Regions from separate parts of the Homo sapiens genome. Here region 1 is linked to region 2. A link is an interaction called in ENCODE POLR2A ChIA-PET data of the cell type or tissue named here. Cell type or tissue: Caco-2. All regions are shown on one strand. Links, peaks and the distances in the headings refer to the core of each region. The heading gives the core; the rest is flanking DNA. Region 1 overlaps WWP2 (WW domain containing E3 ubiquitin protein ligase 2). Region 2 overlaps AARS1 (alanyl-tRNA synthetase 1).

Region 1 (4,389 bases), core at 95-4,094, 470 kb before region 2:
GCCAGACTGGTGTTGAACTCCCAACCCTGTAATCCACCCGCCTCCCAAAGTGCTGGGGATTACAGGCATGAGCCACTGCGCCCAGCCAATCTTTTTTTTTTTTTTTTTTTTTTTTTTGAGATGGAGTTTCGCTCTTGTCACCCAGGCTGCAGTGCAATGGCCGATCTTGGCTCACTGCAACCTCCGCCTCCTGGGCTCAAGTGATTCTCCTGCCTCAGCCTCCAGAGTTGCTGGGATTACAGGCATGCAGCACCATGCCTGGATAATTTTGTATTTTTTAGTAGAGACGGGGTTTTGCCATGTTGGTCAGGCTGGTCTCAAACTCCTGACCTCAGGTGATCTGGCCATCTCGGCCTCCCAAAGTGCTGGAATTACAGACGTGAGCGACCATGCCTGGCAGAGGTGTCTTAGTAGACTCTGCCTCCTCTAGACTTTGCTATAACAGTCCTGTGTCCTTTCTAGTCTATCCTAAGACCTGTCCAGGTTCATTAAGTCATTATAAGACAAACTATACCCTGGTTGCAGTTGCTTGGACGTTTCTATTTTCTTGCCTGTTTCTTTAAGCTTAAATATTGAAATTGAGTTAAACTCCTCTGTCTTCTTATCAGATATTCTCTGAATTCTTTTTTCTGTTTGTCTTACAGCTTCACGGTGATGATATGGCATCTGCCAGCTCTAGCCGGGCAGGAGTGGCCCTGCCTTTTGAGAAGTCTCAGCTCACTTTGAAAGGTGAGTGGCACTGTATAATGTCTTCATCTTGTCTACGCCCAGGGAAGAGGGAGAATCTAACCACACCTTGGTCTGGGGAGCCAAATTTTGTGAAATAGTTTACATGTGTTAATTATTTATTCTCATGGGATTGTCATCTTGTAGCTGTAATTCTTGAAGAAGAAAGAAAATAAAGGAGCAGGAAAATAGGGAACTTTTAGCTAAAATTGTCTAAAATGGTGATTTCAGGCCAGGTGCAGTGGCTCACGCCTGTAATTCAGCACTTTGGGAGGCTGAGGCAGGAGGATCCCTTAAGCCCAGAGTTTCAAGACCAGCCTGGGAAACATAGGGAAGCCCTGTCTCTACAGAACATAAAATAATTAGCCAGGCATAGTGGTGCATGCTAGCTGGTCCCAGCTACTAAGGACACTGAAGTGGGAGGATCGCTTGAGCCTGGGAGTTCAAGGCTGCAGTGAGCTGTGATCACACCACTGCACTCAGCCTGGGCAACAGGGTGAGACCCTGTCCCAAAAACAAATTAAAATAAAAACTGAATAAAATAAAATGGTGACCTGTTCATGCCCTAGGGCTCGTTGCTACCTGCACTCGCTCCCTAGGTGCTTCTTCCAACCTCTGGCTTTAAATGCCACCAATAGAAGATCACTCCTCTGGGCTTTACCTCTGAACTCCTGATTTATAACCAGTAGCCAGTTTGTTACCTTCACTTGAATATTTAGTAAACATCTAAAATTTAGCCTGTCTATAGCTGAGGTCCTGGTTTTTCTTCCTCATTGTCTGTATCAACCCATCAGCGTATCTGGTTGACTCGATCTTCAAAATGTGTCACTCAACATTCAGCCACTTCTCACCACCCCTAGGTCCCAGCCTAGTCCAGGCCACCATTGTCTCCACCCTGAGTTAAGGCAGTAGCCTCCTGTCCTGTCTCTCGGCTTCTGCACTTTGCCCTCCTTCAGTCTGTTGGTCACACAGCAGCCAGTGATCTTGTTAAAAGGTAAACTGGGGCCAGGTGTGGTGACTCATGCCTGTAATATCAGCACTTTGGGAGGCCAAGGCAGGAGGATCACCTGAGCCCAGGAGTTTGAGACCAGCCTGAGCAACAGAGCAAGACCCCCGTCTCTAAAAAAAAAAAATCAGAGGCTGAGACAGGAGGATCACTTGAGCCTAGGAGTTCGAGGCTGCAGTAAGCTGTGATTGTGCCACTGCACTCCAGCCCAGGCAACAGAGCAGAGCGAGACCATGTCTCAGAAAAAAAAATGTAAGCTGGGTCTTGTCACTCCTCTGCTCAAACCATTCAAGGGTGCTCCATTTCACAGTAGAAGCCGAAGCTCCCATGTGATGTGACCCTTCCCCACCCCACATTTCTCATCTCCTGTTCCTGGTCTACATTCTCTGTGCCCCAGCCTCCTTGCTCTTCAGTGAATACACTGGGCAGGCGTCTGCCTCTGGGCCTTTGCACTTGCTGTTCCCTCTGAGTGAAATGCTTTTCGCTTCATTATTTCCTTAGGCGTTTTCTCAAAAGCCACCCTCTTCCTGATCCCCTGATCCAACGCCACCTTTCTCATTGACTTCATCACATCTATTTCCCTCTCTTCTTTATATTTTTCTTATCAGCCCTTGTCCCTGTTTAATTAATTTATTTCATTTGTTGACTGTCTCCTTCAATAGAGTGTAAGATCCACAGTAAGAGATTTTTGTCGCTTTGGTCACTGTTAACTACCCCAGCCAGTAGAACAGTGCCTGACACATAGTGGGCCCTCAGTAAATAGTGCCTGAACGAAAGAATATTGCTTCGGGTTCCATAGCTCTGCAGCCATCACAGATGGGAGAGTGGCTCTCAGTATCTGAGCTCAGACCCCTCAGCCTGGTCCTCCAGAGGCAAAATTGTGTCTCTTGGGAATATTTTTCTTGAGTATTTTTGAAATGCAAATGTTATTTATATAATATACTCATGGAGTTTAAAAATCTTAGTTTTTAATTTTATTATTATTATATTTTGCGACAGAGTCTCGCTCTGTCGCCCAGGCTGGACTGCAGTGGCGCTGTCTCGGCTCACTGCAATTTCTTCCTCCCAGGTTAAAACAGTTCTCCTGTCTCAGCCTTCCAAGTAGCTGGGATTACCAGTGTGTGCCACCAGGCCTGGCTAACTTTTTTGTTTGTTTGTTTTTTTGAGATGGAGTCTCGCTCTGTTGCTCAGGCTGGAGTGCAGTGGTGCGATCTCGACTCACTGTAACCTCCGCCTCCCGGGTTCAAGCAATTCTTCTGCCTCAGCCTCCTCAGTAGCTGGGACTACAGGCGTGTGCCACCGCGCCTGGCTACTTTTTGTATATTTAGTAGAGATGGGGTTTCACCATATTGGGCAGGCTGGCTTCAAACTCATGACCTCATGATCTCCCCGCCTCGGCCTCCCAAAGTGCTGGGATTACGGGCGTGAGCCACCGTGCCCAGCCTCCTATAGTTCAAAATTCTTTCCTGCAGTCCTTCAGTGCTCCTCCTTGGAAAAAACCAGTATTGTTTCTTGTGTGTCTCTTCCAAGATACACCAAAAGGGATGCATTTTTGTAATTTTGAGAGCCAGATTGCCTTCCTTGGAAGGAATACCCTTCTAGCAATGTGCGAGAGTGCCTGTTTCCCTACATCTTTACCAGCACAATGTTGTCAGACTTTTAACTTTTGCCTGTTTCATTGGTGCAAGCTTGTGTTCTCAGTGTAGTTTTATTTCCCACTTCTTTACTTACGCATTTGATCCTTGAACAGCATGAGGGTCAGGGGTGCTGATTCCCTGCTCAGTAAAAAAATCCACATGTAACTTTTGACTCCCCCAAAACTTTACTAATAGCCTGCTGTTGACTGAAAGCCTTGCCAATAACAGAAACAGTTGATTGGCTGGGTGCGGTGGCTCACGCCTGTAATCCCAGCACTTTGAGAGGCTGAGGCAGACAGATTCCCTGAGGTCAGGAGTTCGAGACCAGCCTGGCCAATGTGGTAAAACCCTGCCTCTACTAAAAATACACAAAAAAATTAGCCAGGCGTGGTGGCAGGCGCATGTAATCCCAGCTACTTGGGAGGCTGAGGCAGGGGAACCGCCTCAACCCGGGAGGCCGAGGTTGCTGTGAGCCGAGACCACACCATTGCACTCCAGCCTGGGCAACAAGAACGAAATTCTATCTCAAAGAAAACAACAAAAAAAGAGAAACAGTTGATTAACACGTATTTTGTATGTTACATGTATTATATACTGTATTTTTACAATAAAATAAGCTAGAGAAAAAATCATAAGGAGGAAAAAAATTTTACTATTTATTCAGTGGAAGTGGGTCATCATAAAGGTCTTCATCCTCATCATTTTCATGTTGAGTAGCTGAGGAGGAGGAGGAAGAGGAAGGATTGGTTTTGCTATCTCTTGGGTGGCAAAGGCAGGAGAAAATCCATGTAAAAGTGGACCCTTGTAGTTCAAACCTCTCTTGTTTAAAGGTCAACTGTATGATGTTTAGCATCTTTTTTTTTGTTTGTTTTTGAGACAGAGTCTCACTCTGTCACCCAGGCGGGGGTGCAGTGGTGTGATCTTGGCTCACTGCGACCTCTGTCTCCTGGGTTCAAGCGATTCTCATGCCTCAGCCTCCCAAGGAGCTGGGTTTACAGGCATGTGCCACCACACCTGGCT
Region 2 (4,389 bases), core at 227-4,226:
GGCCTAGCACGTGCCATGAGCTTCCTCAATCACACGCCACGTGCAAAGTCAAGGGCATCAGTATGGGAATTTCCAACTATTTTGTTAAACTGTGGACCAAATCTCATATGTGAACAGACTTAACTAGAACAGCTCTGGTTCTCCCAAGGTGGGGTGGGACAAATGCCTCTCCCTCTCCCCTCCACCAACCACCACCACTGCCCCCGGCAAAAGCACAGATGGAGAATCACTGCTTTAAACAAACTTTTTTTTTTTTTGAGACGGAGTCTCGCTCTGTTTCCCAGGCTAGAGTGCAATGGCGCAATCTCGGCTCACTGCAAGCTCCACCTCCCGGGTTCACACCATTCTCCTGCCTCAGCCTCCTGAGTAGCTGGGACTACAGGTGCCCGCCACCACGCCCGGCTAATTTTTTCTATTTTTAGTAGAGACAGGGTTAGCCAGGATGGTCTCAATCTCCTGACCTCGTGATCCGCCCGCCTCGGCCTCCCAAAGTGCTGGGATTACAGGCGTGAGCTACCGTGCCCAGCCTGCTTTAAGCAAATCTACGTGCAGGACGAATCTGATACAACAGAGTGAGAGCACCGCACTGCTAAGACTGTGGACAGACAGTGACGGTGTGGGGAGGGGGGGCATTCAGCCGTCGCCCATCCTACCTTGGCTGCCTCAATCATCTCATTAGCAATCTCTTCAGCCTTCTTGATCTGTTGGGTGGACATGGCTCCCTTGGCAGTAAAGTCAAATCTGAGGCGGTCAGGAGCAACCAATGAGCCTTTCTGGTCAGCTTCCCCAAGCACTGAGCGCAGGGCGAAGTTCAGAATGTGCGTAGCTGTGTGGTTGCTCATGATGGGTCTTCGTCGGGGCTGGAAAGGGCAGAGGGGCTCATGGAGAGGTCTGTAATAGACTGCTAGTTATCTCCTCGTTATCTGCTCCCCCGAGTGCTACAATTTTTAGTTGGAAATATGGCTGTGCAGAATAAAGGTTACATTTCCCAGCTTCCCTATGGCTAAGTGTGTCCATGTGACTAAGTTCGGGTCAAAAGGTTTTGAACAGAAGTGATGTCTACCATTAAAGGGATGGGGCAGGTCCTCCCATTTCTTTTCCACCGCCTAGAACAGGAATTGCCAAATGACGGCCGATGGCTAAATCTAGCCTGTCATCTGTCTTTTCATTTTTAGAGACAGGGTCTTGCTCTGTCACCCAGGATAGAGTACAGCGGCGCGATTGTAGCTCAGTGCCACCTCAAACTCCTGGGCTCAAGTGATCCTCTTGCCTCAGCCTCCCAAGTAGCTGGGACTACAGGCACACACCACTACCCCCAACTAATATTTTTTATTTTTTTGTAGAGATGGGGTCTCATGTTGTTGCCCAGGCTGGGTCTCAAACTCTTGGCCTCAAGCAATCCTCCCACCTCAGCCTCCCCAAATGTATGTGTTTATAAATTTTTATAAACAGTTTTTTTTTTTTATAAGGAGTTTCGCTCTTGTTGCCCAGTCTGGAGTGCTATGGCATGATCTCGGCTCACTGCAGCCTCCATCTCCCGAGTTCAAGCGATTCTCCTGCCTCAGCCTCCTGAGTAGCTGGGATTACAGGCATGCACCACCACACCCGGCTAATTTTGTATTTTTAGTAGAGACAGGGTTTCTCCATGTTGGTCAGGCTGGTCTCGAACTCCCGACCTCAGGTGATCTGCTCGCCTCGGCCTCCCAAAGTGCCGGGATTACAGGCATGAGCCACTGTGCCCAGCCATAAACAGGTTTATTGGAACACAGCCACACCTGTTCATTTACATATGGTCAATGGCTGCTTGAACACTCCAACTATAGAGCTGAGTACTCATCACCAGGAACATGTGGTCAGCAAAGCCAAAAATATTTAGTATCCAGTTATTTACACAAAGTTTGCCAACCCCTGGCCTAGACAATGGATCTGATAGCTATCCTCTGAACCAGGAAATCAAAGGCAATGCCCCAGGAAAGAAGGTGGAGTGACAGGTGAGGAGAAACCAGGCCCTCTGACTGTGGGGCAGAGCCTCCGTATCAGCTTGAGCTTTTTAGAACATACACTGCTATCCTGGTTTTAAGCTACTCTTACTCTGGAGCTCTGTCACATGCCAGAGCCTACCTCTTCATTCTTCAGCATCCTTGGCTCCCAAAGAAGTAGGTGACGTTAGAAAAGCAATCCGTGAAAACAAGTCCACGGGATCTTAACTGAAATCACTGGTGAAATCACTGACTTGGGAACATATAGATTAACTCTTAGTTGCATCCCTCACAATCCACCAAATGCACCTAAATTAACCCCTGCGGTCTACTTACACTAGGGAGTGATAACAGTGACAGGACAATTTTTTTTTTGAGGCGGAGTCTCGCTCTGTTGCCCAGGCTGGTGTGCAGTGGCGGGATCTTGGCTCACTGCAAGCTCCCCCTCCCGGGTTCACGCCATTCTCCTGCCTCAGCCTCCCGAGTAGCTGGGACTATAGGCGCCTGCCACCACGCCCAGCTCATTTTTTATATTTTTAGTAGAGACGGGGTTTCACCGTGTTAGCCAGGATGGTCTCGATCTCCTGACCTCATGATCCACCCGCCTCGGCCTCCCAAAGTGCTGGGATTACAAGTGTGAGCCACCACACCCGGCCCAACAGTGACAGGACAATTTAAAGCCAGAGGAGAAGATAATTACTAACCAGATCCAATGGGGGCCACAGTAACCCAACTCACCTCATCAATAAACAGCCAGACCTGATCCCCCACTTTCAGGTCACCGTAGATGGTTCCAATGTGTAGCACATACCCTCCTCGGACCTGAGCATTCTTCACTGTAAACTCTGTTTTCTAAGAGGGGTCAAGGAAGAGACCAATAAATAAATCCTTAAAAACATACAAATTTTCTTATATTTTCAATATAAACTCGTGTATATAACTTCTCTTTACATATGTAAATTGCACACACACACATACTCCCTTAATATCATTAAATATGATTAAATAGGCCAGGTGCAGTGGCTCATGACTGTAATCCCAGCACTTTGGGAGGCTCAGGTGAGTAGATCACCTGAGGCCAGGAGTTCGAGACCAGCTTGGCCAACATGGTGAAATCCCATCTCTACTAAAAAAATACAAAAATTAGCCAGGCGTGAAGGCAAGTGCCTATAATTCCACCTACTCAGGAGGCAGAGGCAGGAGAATCGCTTGAACCCGGAAGGCAGAGGTTACAGTGAGCCAAGATCATGCCACTGCACTCCAGCCTTGGCTACAGAGCGAGACTCCATCTCAAAAAAAAAAAAAAAAAATTAAATATATTTGTGCACACACACAGACATAACCAATATTAAGGAGCATCTTAGAATTTTTTTTTTTTTTTTGAGACAGAGTCTCGCTCAGCCACCCAAGCTGGAGTGCAGTGGCGCAATCTCGGCTCACTGCAACCACCCTCTCCTGGGTTCAAGCGATTCTCCCCTCTCAGCTTCCCGAGCAGGTGGGATTACAGGCATCCACCACCATACCTGGCTAATTTTTGTATGTCAGTAGAGACAGGGTTTCACCATGTTGGCCAGGCTGGTCTTGAACTCCTGACCTCAGGCGATCCACCCGCCTTGGCCTCCCAAAGTGCTAGGATTATAGTCATGAGCCACCACACCCAGCCGCATCTTTGAGTATCTAAAAGCCTCCATAAGGAACCTGAAGCCTAGGGAGACAAAGTAACTCATTCAGCAGCGGCAGAGCTCGAGGCTGAGTTTTCTACAAGGACATCTCCCCTTCAGAGAGCTGCCTCTCCTTTTTAATGTGCAAAGCTTGTAGGAAACTTGTACCCTGGCTGCAAAAATACTCCTACGAGGGTACCCGATGGCCAGGAAAGCAACAGGTACAAGCAACAGCTCCCTCGGCTTCAGAAATACCATGGAACCCAACCCAAAGGTGTGTCAGGTCTGCTCCCAAGGCCTGGAGCACTGTGGGGCAAAAGCAGCTCCCCGGCTCCACGCCTGGCCCTCCTCGGCTAACAAGGAAGAACTGTTGGCTCACATCTTCACTGCTGTCATCCACCTTCACCAGGTAGCCTTCGTCATAGATCTGGCCTCCTTGCTCAGCATAGAAACAGGTCTTGTCCAGCACCACTCCACACTCCTGGCCTGTGGACACCTCTTCCACGAACATCTTCTCCCTGCGCAGAGCCATCACCGTAGCCACTGTGTTCTCAAATACTGCTCAAGGGAAATGCATAGAAAGGGGACAGTGGGGTCAATGACCTTTTCACTCCTTCTTGGCTGACTTTTGCTGGATTCTCTTTCGCAAACTCTTCTTAGCTCCTAATTGTCCAATTGTATTTTGGAAGCAAACTCATTAGACAATATGAAAGGGCTTCGCGGCCGGGCGCGGTGGCTCCCCCTATAAT

The links. Peaks named below come from ENCODE experiments on the same cell type or tissue, not always from the same donor. Only the 100,000 strongest peaks of a DNase experiment are listed, where the experiment ranks them.
Region 1: POLR2A ChIA-PET joins it to region 2 with 7 read pairs; 2 of 35 experiments call an interaction of 5 or more read pairs at or near these places.

What each region holds. Positions count from the first base shown.
Region 1 is chr16:69,786,352-69,790,740 of GRCh38, forward strand. WWP2 (WW domain containing E3 ubiquitin protein ligase 2) reads left to right here. Exons shown (of 24, transcript NM_001270454.2): 2 at 645-729. The coding sequence starts at 660. Among named protein-coding and RNA genes, the nearest start is that of WWP2, 26 kb to the left of the region's middle. In Caco-2, for the core only: no CTCF peak of the experiment used is centred there; a DNase peak (open chromatin) is centred at 1,670.
Region 2 is chr16:70,258,327-70,262,715 of GRCh38, forward strand. It overlaps AARS1 (alanyl-tRNA synthetase 1), which reads right to left. Exons shown (of 21, transcript NM_001605.3): 12 at 4,020-4,198; 13 at 2,718-2,831; 14 at 654-860. Among named protein-coding and RNA genes, the nearest start is that of EXOSC6, 8.6 kb to the left of the region's middle. RefSeq lists a silencer at 2,004-2,246. In Caco-2, for the core only: no CTCF peak of the experiment used is centred there; no DNase peak of the experiment used is centred there.